3 separate regions of the Homo sapiens genome follow, and regions 1 and 3 are each linked to region 2. The links are chromatin contacts, found by Hi-C or POLR2A ChIA-PET in ENCODE. All regions are on one chromosome and are shown on one strand. The core of a region is the stretch at or near the end of the contact, and the rest is flanking DNA. Distances in the headings are between cores, read along the strand shown. Region 1 overlaps DCTN4 (dynactin subunit 4). Region 2 holds the start of IRGM (immunity related GTPase M). Region 3 holds the start of DCTN4 (dynactin subunit 4).

The links. A loop is a pair of places that touch in the nucleus more often than their neighbours do. ChIA-PET counts read pairs that join two places held with the same protein, here RNA polymerase II (POLR2A). Pooled maps may share reads with other maps.
Region 1: a loop to region 2 is called in a map of IMR-90, with 5 times the contacts of the local background. The contact joins the enhancer-like site here to the promoter of IRGM in region 2. A Hi-C loop is called at or near these places in 1 of 168 maps with a recorded cell type or tissue (IMR-90), 3 of 37 single-sample maps with no recorded cell type and 12 of 50 pooled maps. POLR2A ChIA-PET finds 5 or more read pairs at or near these places in 3 of 52 experiments (GM12878, activated CD4-positive, alpha-beta T cell and activated naive CD4-positive, alpha-beta T cell).
Region 3: a loop to region 2 is called in a map of natural killer cell, with 21 times the contacts of the local background. The contact joins the promoter of DCTN4 here to the promoter of IRGM in region 2. A Hi-C loop is called at or near these places in 13 of 168 maps with a recorded cell type or tissue (B cell, CD4-positive, alpha-beta T cell, CD4-positive, alpha-beta memory T cell and 8 more), 5 of 37 single-sample maps with no recorded cell type and 18 of 50 pooled maps. POLR2A ChIA-PET finds 5 or more read pairs at or near these places in 16 of 52 experiments (CD4-positive, alpha-beta T cell, CD4-positive, alpha-beta memory T cell, CD8-positive, alpha-beta T cell and 11 more).

What each region holds. Positions count from the first base shown.
Region 1 is chr5:150,732,926-150,736,346 of GRCh38, forward strand. It overlaps DCTN4 (dynactin subunit 4), which reads right to left. Exons shown (of 13, transcript NM_016221.4): 5 at 443-550. Among named protein-coding and RNA genes, the nearest start is that of DCTN4, 24 kb to the right of the region's middle. RefSeq lists an enhancer at 2,004-2,233. Within about 2 kb of position 1,811, at least 12 of the 41 ENCODE cell types and tissues checked have a DNase peak (open chromatin) inside an H3K27ac peak, as active enhancers do; they include GM12878, where a contact is called at or near this core.
Region 2 is chr5:150,844,737-150,848,449 of GRCh38, forward strand. It overlaps IRGM (immunity related GTPase M), which reads left to right and starts at 1,785. Exons shown (of 2, transcript NM_001145805.2): 1 at 1,785-2,484; 2 at 2,973-3,713. The coding sequence starts at 3,388. RefSeq lists a silencer at 2,371-2,665.
Region 3 is chr5:150,757,457-150,760,775 of GRCh38, forward strand. It overlaps DCTN4 (dynactin subunit 4), which reads right to left and starts at 1,561. Exons shown (of 13, transcript NM_016221.4): 1 at 1,403-1,561. The coding sequence starts at 1,537. RefSeq lists enhancers at 837-906, 1,337-1,636.

The DNA of each region.
Region 1 (3,421 bases), core at 561-3,060, 110 kb before region 2:
AGAAACAGGGGAGGATGTTAAAAAAATTATAACTAAAGCTGAGAAACCACTACTGCCAGGATGTCAAAGGTGGGCTACAGGGGTAATATGACTGAAATCTACCATTTGCCCACCTCCTTCTTCTCAGACTTTCTGTAATACACAAAAGCTGTACGTGGAACTCTGCAGTGCCTACAAAATTAACAGCCTTTCTGGGGAAATAATCAGAAGATAAAGGGGAGTGATGGAGAAAGAAACACAAATGTCCTCAAAACACAAATAACTCAAACAGAACTAATGATATAGCAAAAGCCTAACTATTGGACTTAAACGTCTATAATTTGAAGAATCCCTCTCTCTGATATCCACCATTCAGGAATCTAGGACAATGGCCATTTTCTGAAATGATCACTGTTCTTAGGCCTTAGAGGTCTTGCAAATCATTTTAGTACCAAATTCTCACCGAAAAAGCCAGAGGCATATAGTTTCTACGTCGTGCCAGTTTCTTGCGATCTCGCTCAACCTTCTCTTTCTGAGCAAGCTGCTGGTAATATTCAATCAATTTGTTCATCTGTAAGAAAATCACAGACTCAGTACACAAAAAAGCTAACAGAAAACATATCAAATTAATCAACTACACTGACTAGACACATAATGAATAGAGAAGACAAATTATTAAGATGGGCAAGTTTGCCCTTTTTCTTCTAAGATAATTTTTCTTCGTTATGTGATCTGTTTTCCGAAGTGAAATGGAAAACTGAAGTTCAAGGATGGGAAGAAATGGGCAATGAAGAGGCTTGGAAATTTTTTGCTCTCTAACTTCATTACTTATTTCCCCTCACAACTGCTCTTATTTTTTTTCTGCATGGCCACAGGACCACTTATTTCTAAGAACATAGCATTTTATACTGTATTTTATTCCCCAACTCCATCACACTTTTTAATTTTTAAAATACATTTTAATTATAAAAGCAATACATATTAATCATAAAAAGTTCAAACCAGGATGGGCACAGTGGCTCACGCCTACAATTCCAGCACTTTGGGAGGCTGAAGTGGGTAGATCACTTGGGGCCAGGAGTTCAAAACCAGCCTGGACAACAGAGTGAGACCTTGTCTCTATAAAAAAATGCAAAAATTAGCTGGGCATGGTGGTGTATGCCTATAGTCCCAGCTACTCAAGAGGATGAGGTGGCAAAAAAAAAATGGCAGATAGGAGGCAGGACTAACTTGCAGCTTCCCCTCAGACAGACAGAACAACATGTGGAGACTCACACTGTGAATTTTTATTCCAAGAACTACTGCAGGAACATACTAGGAAAACTGAAAGAATTCACAGACCCTTTAAAAGAAGTGGCTTGCTGCTGCAAAATCCATGAGACAGCAGAAAATCTGTGAGTGCCCATGTGTAAGAGGGGGAAAATCCACCTTCAAACACACATCCTCACTGGAGAACCTAAAAATCCAGATCATGGGAGAAAAATTTAACCTTACCTAGTGCTGAAACAAAATTTAGAGAGCCGAGTGAAATATAAAAATAGAAGAAGCAACAGCGGGAAGAGCCCTGTAGGCACTCCCGGTTCCCAGTGAAGCCCAGGGAAGTCATTTCTGACTTTAATCTCACAGGGGTCCTTGGGGAGTGCTGCCAGTGGAACTGAGGAAGGACCACTTGGAGACAGAAACTTCCAGGTGAACTTTGTAATAACTTTGACGGAGAGCAAATTTTCCTGGGCACAATCAAGATGGGGAAGGCGTAAAGGGGAAGTACAGATATGAGCACATAAGCCACAGCAGTCGGGAAGGGGCGGAGTCCAAAAGGCTAGCTTGCTTTTTCAGCAAGTAGGCTTGTAGCCTGGGCCAAAATCTTGGCCCTGCAAACCCCATGCTGTTGGTGGGGCATGGTGGGAGTGAGACTGGCCTTGCTGGCTGCATGGGAGCTGGGTGAAGCCTGTCACTGCTGGCTTTCCCCTACTTCCCTGGCCACCAGTATGACACAGCAGAGGCAGCCATAATCCCCCTGGGAACATAACTCCATTGGCCTGAGAACCACACAACTGTCCTTCACAGCAGCTGCAGCAAACCCTGCCCAAGGAGATTCTGAGCTCAGATATGCCCCCACCTGATGGTCTTTCTCTACCTGCCCTGGTAGCCCAAGACAAAAGACTGTAAACTCTTGGGAGCTTTATGGCCCCACTGATCACCTGGGAAACCCAAATACTTATCCAGGCAACCTTAGGGCAAGCTTGTATCCCCACCACACTACTGCAGCTGATGCTTTCTTGAAAGCGCCACCTCCTGGCTGGAGGCCAACCAACTCATTATAGCAACTCATAAAAGAACAACCCTGCCCTCAAAAGGAGAAAACAACAGCTAATTCCACCACCTGTGACATCCTGGCTAACCAGAGGTCCTGAGTCTGTCCACGTGACAATTCACTGCTAGCACAACCAGCATTAAAGAAAACTAGCATACGAAACCAAACTACAACCAAGGACCCTCACAGAGTCCACTTCACTCTCCTGCTATCTCCACCAGAGCAGGTGCTGGTATCCACAACTGAGAGACCTGAAGACGGACTGCATCACTGGACTCTTTGCAGACACTCCCCAGTACCAGCTCGGAGACTGATAGCTCTGGCCGGGTGGCTAGACCCAGAGCAGCAATAACAATAATTGCAGTCCAGCTCTCAGGAAGCCACAGGGGGAGAGCACCACATCAAGGAACAATGTCGTAGGACAAAATAATCTGAACAGTAGCCCTCAAGCCCCAGATCTTTCCTCTGACATAGTCTACCCAAATGAGAAGGAACCAGAAAAACAATTCTGGTAATATGACAAAGCAAGGTTCTTTAACACCCCAAAAAGATTACACTAGTTCACCAGCAATGGATCCAAACCAAGAAGAAAACTCTGAATTGTCAGAAAAAAAATTTAGAAGGCCAACTATTAAGCTACTCAAAAAGCTACTCAAAGGGGCACCAGAGAAAGGTGAAAACCAACTTAAGGGAATTAAAAAAAAAAAAAAAAATACAGGTTATGGACAAAAAAAATCTCCAGAGAAAGACAGCATAAATAATAAACAATCACAATTTTTGAAATGACAGACACACTTAGACAAGGCTTTTGAATTAACCCAATCTGACAAATACAAAGAAAAAAGAATAATAACAATAATAATAAAAAATAAAGCCTCTAAGAAGTCTGGGATTATATTAAGCTACCAAAACTAAGAATTGGTGTTCCCAAGGAAGAAGAGAAATCTAAAGGTTTGGAAAACTTACTTGAGGAAAGAATAGAAGAAAACTTCCCTGGCCTTGCTAGAGATCTAGACATCCAAATACAAGAAGCTCAAAGAACACCTGAGAAATTCATCGCAAAAAGATCACCACCTAGGCACACAGTCATCAGGTTATCTAAAGTCAAGACAAAGGAAAGAATCTTAA
Region 2 (3,713 bases), core at 535-3,034:
TTGTCCTGGGCACTCAGGAGGCAAGATTCTGTGTGTGCATGAGTGTACGAACATGTGTCATGTGAGAGAGTGTGTGGGCACTGGGCACACGAAGCATGAGGGTAGGTGAGTGAACATGTGTCAGCCTACATGAGTGTATATATATGTGCACAGAGTGTGTGAGCATGTGTGCATCAAACATAAGTTTGTGTGAACGTGGCACCACGAGTGAATTTGTGTGTTTGTGTGTGGGGTAAGTGAACATGTTGCAGCCTGAGTGAGCAAGTGTAGTGTGTGCAACAGGGATGTATGTATTCATGTTTACACATGTCAGCTTAAGTATGTTAGGGTGTGTGAACGTGTGTCAGTGTGAGTATGTGTGGGCCTGTGCACAGAATGCAAGTAAGTGTATGTGTGCATGCCGAGGGTGAGTGAGAGTGTGTGTGTGGGGGGGTAAGTAAACATGGCTGGGCATGGGTGAGTGTGCACACCAGGTATGAGTGGCTGTGTGCAGTGTTGTGTGTGTTCACAATGAGTGTGTGAAACAGACCTGCCAGGCCATGCTAGTGAGAGGTGACAGCATGCTGGCAGCCCTCGCAGCCCTCGCTGGCTCTCGGAGCCTCCTCAGCCTTGGCGCCCACTCTAGTGGCACTTGAGGAGCCCTTCAGCCCGCCGCTGCACTGTGGGAGCCCCTTTCTGGGCTGGCCAAGGCCGGAGCTGGCTCCCTCAGCTTGTGGGGAGGTGTGGAGGGAGAGGCACGGGCAGCAACTGGGGCTGCGGGCGTCGCTTGCGGGCCAGCACGAGTTCCGGGTGGGCGTGGGCTCAGCGGGCCCGCGCTCAGAGCAGCCATCCGGCCCCGATGGCCCCTGGCAGTGAGGGGCTTAGCACCTGGGCCAGCAGCTGCTGTGCTGGATTTCTCCCCGGCCTTAGCTGCCTCCCCGCAGGGCAGGGCTTGGGACCTGCAGCCCGCCATGCCTGAGCCTCTCTCCCCTGCCCCACTCCGTGGGCTCCTGCACAGCCCGAGCCTCCCCTATGAGCGCCGCTCCCTGCTCCACGGCGCCCAGTCCCATCCACTGCCCAAGGGCTGAAGAGTGCAGGCGCATGGCCGGGGACTGCCAGGCAGCTTCACCTGCGGCCTGGTGCAGGATCCACTGGGTGAAGCCAGCTGGGCTCCTGAGTCTGGTGGGGACTTGGACAACATTTATGTCTAGCTAAGGGATTGTAAATACACCAATCAGCACTCTGTATCTAGCTCAAGGTTTGTAAACACACCAATCAGCACCCTGTGTCTAGCTCAGGGTTTGCGAACACACCAATCGACCCTCTGTATCTAGCTAATCTAGTGGGGACATGGAGAACTTTTGTGTCTAGCTCAGGAATTGTAAATGCACCAATCAGCACCCTGTGTCTAGCTCAGGGTTTGTGGATGCACCAATCAGCACTCTGAGCCTAGCTAATCTGGTGGGGACTTGGAGAATCTTTATGTCTAGCTAAGGGATTGTGAATGCACCAATTGGCACTCTATATCTAGCTCAAGGTTTGTAAACACACCAATCAGCACCCTGTGTCTAGCTCAAGGTTTGCAAATGCACCAATCTATACTCTGTATCTAGCTAATCTAGTGGGGAGGTGGAGAACTTTTGTGTCTAGCTCAGGGATTGTAAACACACCAATCAGCACCCTGTCAAAATGGACCAATCAGCTCTCTGTAAAACAGACCAATCGGCTCTCTGTAAAATGGACCAATCAGCAGGATGTGGGTGGGCCAGATAAGAGAATAAAAGCAGGCTGCCCGAACCAGCAGTGGTAACCTGCTCAGGTCCCCTTCCATGCTGTGGAAGCTTTGTTTTTTTGCACTTTGCAGTAAATCTTGCTGCTGCTCATTCTTTGGGTCCACACTGCCTTTATGAGCTGTAACACTCACCGTGAAGGTCTGCAGCATCACTCCTGAAACCTGTGAAACAACGAACCCCCCGGGGAGAAACGAACAACTCCAGACTCGCCGCCTGAAGAGCTGTAACTCTCACTTCGAAGGTCTGCAGCTTCGCTCCTGAGTCAGTGAAACCACGAACCCACCGGAAGGAAGAAACTCTGAACACATCCAAACATCAGAAGGAACAAACTCCGGACACGCAGCCTTTAAGAATTGTAACACTCACCGCGAGGGTCCGTGGCTTCATTCTTGAAGTCAGTGAGACGAAGAACCCACCAATTCCGGTAGGAGTAGGAAATCACATCACCTTCTTTTAATCAGTCTCAAATACCTGGCCCCTTGTGGAACCTGCAAGAGCCAGGTTTGGCGAATGCAATGATAAGCAATTGTCTAATCACTGCCTTGAAAAAGAGCAGAGCATTTGAGTATGCTGTCTCCTCCTCTCCCTCACTTCAGTTGGGCCCAACATGACAGTCTTAATGGAAGCTCGGGGGTCAAAGGCTGGTGGCTTACTTCACGTATATTGCAGCATTTCAGTACTGCTCTGCACGTGTGCTCCCCCGCCTGATGAGGTAAGTGTTAAACAGGGATGATCACAGCTTCAAGTAAGCAATGGGAATTGGATGTTTTATGTCCTCTGGCGCCATCTTCAGCAGAGAAATATATAGGTCACTTTTACTTGTCTGGTTTTGGTCTTGAAATATGTACTGAAACTTGTGAAGGAGCAGACCTATATTAGGATAGAGTAAAAGAGGGAAAGACAAAAACCTCTTGGGCTTTTCAGGAGACTTGGTTCATTCTCTGCTTTTCAAGCCATCTCATGGCCACATGCCTGCTTTGGAGGCTGACTCGGAGGCACAACCGGCCTCAGGGCGTTCCTCAGGGACCCTACCTTTCTTGCTCCCTGAAGAAATGTGCACATTGCTTGAATAAAAACAATCAAAGAACACTCAGTCAAGATCGTCTGCTGCAGTCTTCGTTGAGGGCTGGGGATGCTAAAAGTCAGATGATTCATGTGTACCCTGTCCATCCTAACTCACCTGCTCTTCTACTTCCGCAGCTTACTCCAGTGCCCACAGATACGACAGAGTGTCCCAAGTGCCCCTCACACTCTATTAGCTGCATCCTTAACCTCTTTTTGCCACACCATAAGCATTGGGTTTTGTTTGTTTTGAGATGGAGTCTTGCTCTGTTGCCAGGCTGGAGTGCAATGGCGTGATCTCAGCTCACTGCAATATCTGCGTCCAGGGTTCAAGCGATTCCCCTGCCTCAGCCTCCTGTATTAGCTGGGACTACAGGCGCACACCACCACGCGCAGCTAATTTTTTTGTATTTTAGTAGAGAAGGTTTCACGATGTTGGCCAGGATGGTCTCAATCTCCTGACCTCGTGATCTGCTCGCCTCGGCCTTCCAAAGTGCTGGGATTACAGGCATGAGCCACGGCGCCTGGCCAGCATTGGGGTATTTTATTGAAGATGGAAGCCATGAATGTTGAGAAAGCCTCAGCAGATGGGAACTTGCCAGAGGTGATCTCTAACATCAAGGAGACTCTGAAGATAGTGTCCAGGACACCAGTTAACATCACTATGGCAGGGGACTCTGGCAATGGGATGTCCACCTTCATCAGTGCCCTTCGAAACACAGGACATGAGGGTAAGGCCTCACCTCCTACTGAGCTGGTAAAAGCTACCCAAAGATGTGCCTCCTATTTCTCTTCCCACTTTTCAAATGTGGTGTTGTGGGACCTGCCTGGCACAGGGTCTGCCACCACAACCCTGGAGAACTACCTGATGGAAATGCA
Region 3 (3,319 bases), core at 311-2,810, 88 kb before region 2:
CTCCATATCACAGGTACACATCAGGCTGTAAAAGATGCTGTCACAGACTGGATGTCCTAATTGAAGAGAGTCTTAGAGACAGATCATGGAGACTGAGCACTCTATTCACCACAGGAGAATATGATCCAATAAATTCTGGAGGTGGAGCTGGAATAGGGAATCATCAAGGAGATACACATAAGGAAAGTGCTAATGGAGATGAGAAGAAAAATCGATGCCATATTTTTAATATATACGATTTTTCTTGTATTATTTAATTGCTTTTCTTGACTATTCCTATTATGAAAAGTATCTTCAATAAAATAAGTTATTAATAACACATAAAATGGCTTATAGTATGTGTTTTCATATGCATTTATTTTAACAGTCCCGGGATCTTCAGTAAAAAACACTCTGAGTTAGGCTGTTTAGATTCAAATCCAGGTCCTCCTTCCCACCCCCAAATTACTGGCTGTGTGACTTACAGCGAACACTCTGTATCTGTTTCTTTACCTGTAAAAAAAATTTTTTAAAAAAAGTATCCACTTAAATTGGTTTGAAGATTACATAAAGCACATGACATATAGCAAGTATCGAATAAGCAGCAACTATTACTACTATCAGCTTTTTCTTCACTAAGACTATGGCTTATTAAACAGCGCATTTTATGTCTTACTCGCCTTTTAATCCCTAAAGCTTACTGAATAAACAAGATGTGCCAAGCGCTGCAGAAGTTTTGGGGTTTTGTTATTTGGTGACTTTTTACTGGCCGGGGTCTTCTTTTTGAAAAATCCAACTTCGGACGCCCACTTGTGCCAGGGAAGGACAGCATTGTCCTCTAGCTCCATAAATACACTTTCAGCTTCTTACATGACATACTGTATTCTGAGCGCTTTTCACATAACTCACGCCGCCCCAACCTCTTCCCGGCTGCAGGCCTTGGCCTGAGTCAGGAACAGGGCAAGGCAGTCTGACGAGGGCCCAGTTTCTGGACAAAAGAGGAACAGAACTTTCAGGATGGGAGAACTATGAATGAGAACGCCTGCGCCTCCCTCCATCCTCGCAATAAATCCTGGAAAGGCAGTTTTTCGCCCCTTAAGTGGCCTGAACTAAGCACCCCCAGACCTTTCTCCGTAGTCCACCCAATTACCAAGCCCCATCGCAGACAGACACGGTCCCTAAGTCAAGTTTGTCCAATCAGAGGCCGCTCTAGAACCAGAAGATCCGCTCAGTCCCACCCGAGGCTGCTCCTCCTTTCCAAGTGACAGATTAGAAGCAAATTAAATCGCAGGCAAACCCGAGTGACGGAAGACATAACCAATCAGTAAGGAAGGAAAATAGCTCCAGCCTTCCGGTGGCAGTGACTAGCATGAACGCCGCGCCCCCCCCACCCCACATACTCGCTATAGGGCGACTCTGTTACCTCGTGAGACACACATTCCAGCGACCGCAGTTCGCTACAATAGCGGCAGAAGTAGAGTTGCGAGAGCGGGGCCCGAACCTTCTTTTCTCCCTGGACTAGATAGAGAACCCGGTCCGACTGCAGCAAGGACGCCATCTTGGGGAGGGAGGAGGCGATGACGCTCCCGGCGCATCACGTGACCCGAGAGCCAGCGTCTTCCTCGCTGCCTTCCCTACGACTTCCTACGTAGACTTTGACGTTAGGTTTCCCACCTCGTCCGGCTCTGCGCCCGTCGAAAACCAGAGCGCGCGTGCGCAGCTGGGATCCCTGTTTTCTCCCCAACTCTGGGCCCGTCCCCCAGCGCTTTTGTGAGCGTCCACTGCCCTTACTGCCATTAGGTCTGGACTCAGTGAGCTCCTTTTATTCTTTTCTTCCAGAATGGAAGCCTGATCTTTTGTCTTATTTACGACGGCCTCCTCTGCCCCACTTAACAGGCGAGCATCCAGGAGACAAATGGAAGGTCTCAAAGGGACAGGGCTCCGTGGGGACTGCAAGACAGGAGTCACACCAGCACTGTCTTCTGAGTCTTGCCAATGGCCTTTGGGAACTTTCACATACATTATCTCATTTGAAACGCAGGTTTTTGAGTACATAGTTAGCGTTAGGTCTAAGTCTGTATTGTGGACCTTCAATAAGTATGAAAAGGAGGGAATGAAATCAATGAATGAACAATGTTGGTAGGCGTCTACGTTTTTCTAATGTGTAAACTAAGGCTCAGGTCTGCCTCTTGGGTGAGCAGCGACTACGTGAGACTGGTATTACATGGGTGGGAAAATAATTTATCAACAGTTTTAGGTAAAGAAATGCAGATTTATTAGAGAAGGTATGAAAATACGTTGAAAGGTTGCAATGGGCAGACCAGCCAGAGAGGAGCTGACTTCAAGGAAACAAAGGCTTGCTGGAGATTTTATCCGATGGTTCTTGGGCTGCAGAGTGCTGTGCAGTACCGAGAACTCCAAGGTTACAGGGAGCTAACTTGCATGTGTCTCGTGATAGCTGAGTGCAGGAAGATTGTGAGTTATTTGCACAGGAGGGCTACGTGTCCTGCACCATGAAGAAAGGCAGACTTAGAGTGCATCTGCTCTTCTTGCTATCCCTTGGTCCCACTAGCCTGACTCCCTTTCTCTAACTGGGACTCCCCAGTATGTAAAATGACCACCTAGAACTGCCTAGCAGAAACTGGAGCCTCTGTTGCCTGCCACCAGGTCTACATTTTTATAATTGTAGTAGTGTTGTATTATTACCTGTCTGACGTTAGAGTTGGTGATTGAGAAGAAAGGGAACTGAATACTATTAGCAAACATTTATTGAGCACTTATTAAGTGCAGCACACTGTGTCAAAACTTTACATACATTGTCTAATTTAATTCTTACAACAGCTCCAAAAAGCATGTGGCTATCATTATTTCTATTTTACAGAGCAGGAAACTGAGGCACAGGGAAGTGCAGTGACTCCTCTATAAGGTTTCATAGATGGAGGTAGAACCCTTTTCTCTCTGACTCTAGTGCTTGCAGGTATAACCCCTATGTATACTCCCTCCAGCATATTTTCTAATATGGTGATGTTAATAATACCTTACATTTATATAGACCTTTTCAGCTTATACAGTGCTAATCTCACAATTTATGTCACGCTTTACCAATTGAGCCTAAAAGTCATTACTTGTTCACCAAGCAATAGCCTGGCACTAATTTAGTTTCATAGGTGACATCTGCTCCTAGGAGAGAATATATTACTAGCCAACTCATTTGCAATTATTTCTTTAGGTTAATGAATTCGTTGGTTTTCTGGTTTATAAACTAGTCTCTACTGAGTTTAAATTCCCTTTTCTGGACTATGCTGTTAAAATGAAGTCCCAGAGCCTGCAGGTACAGAAA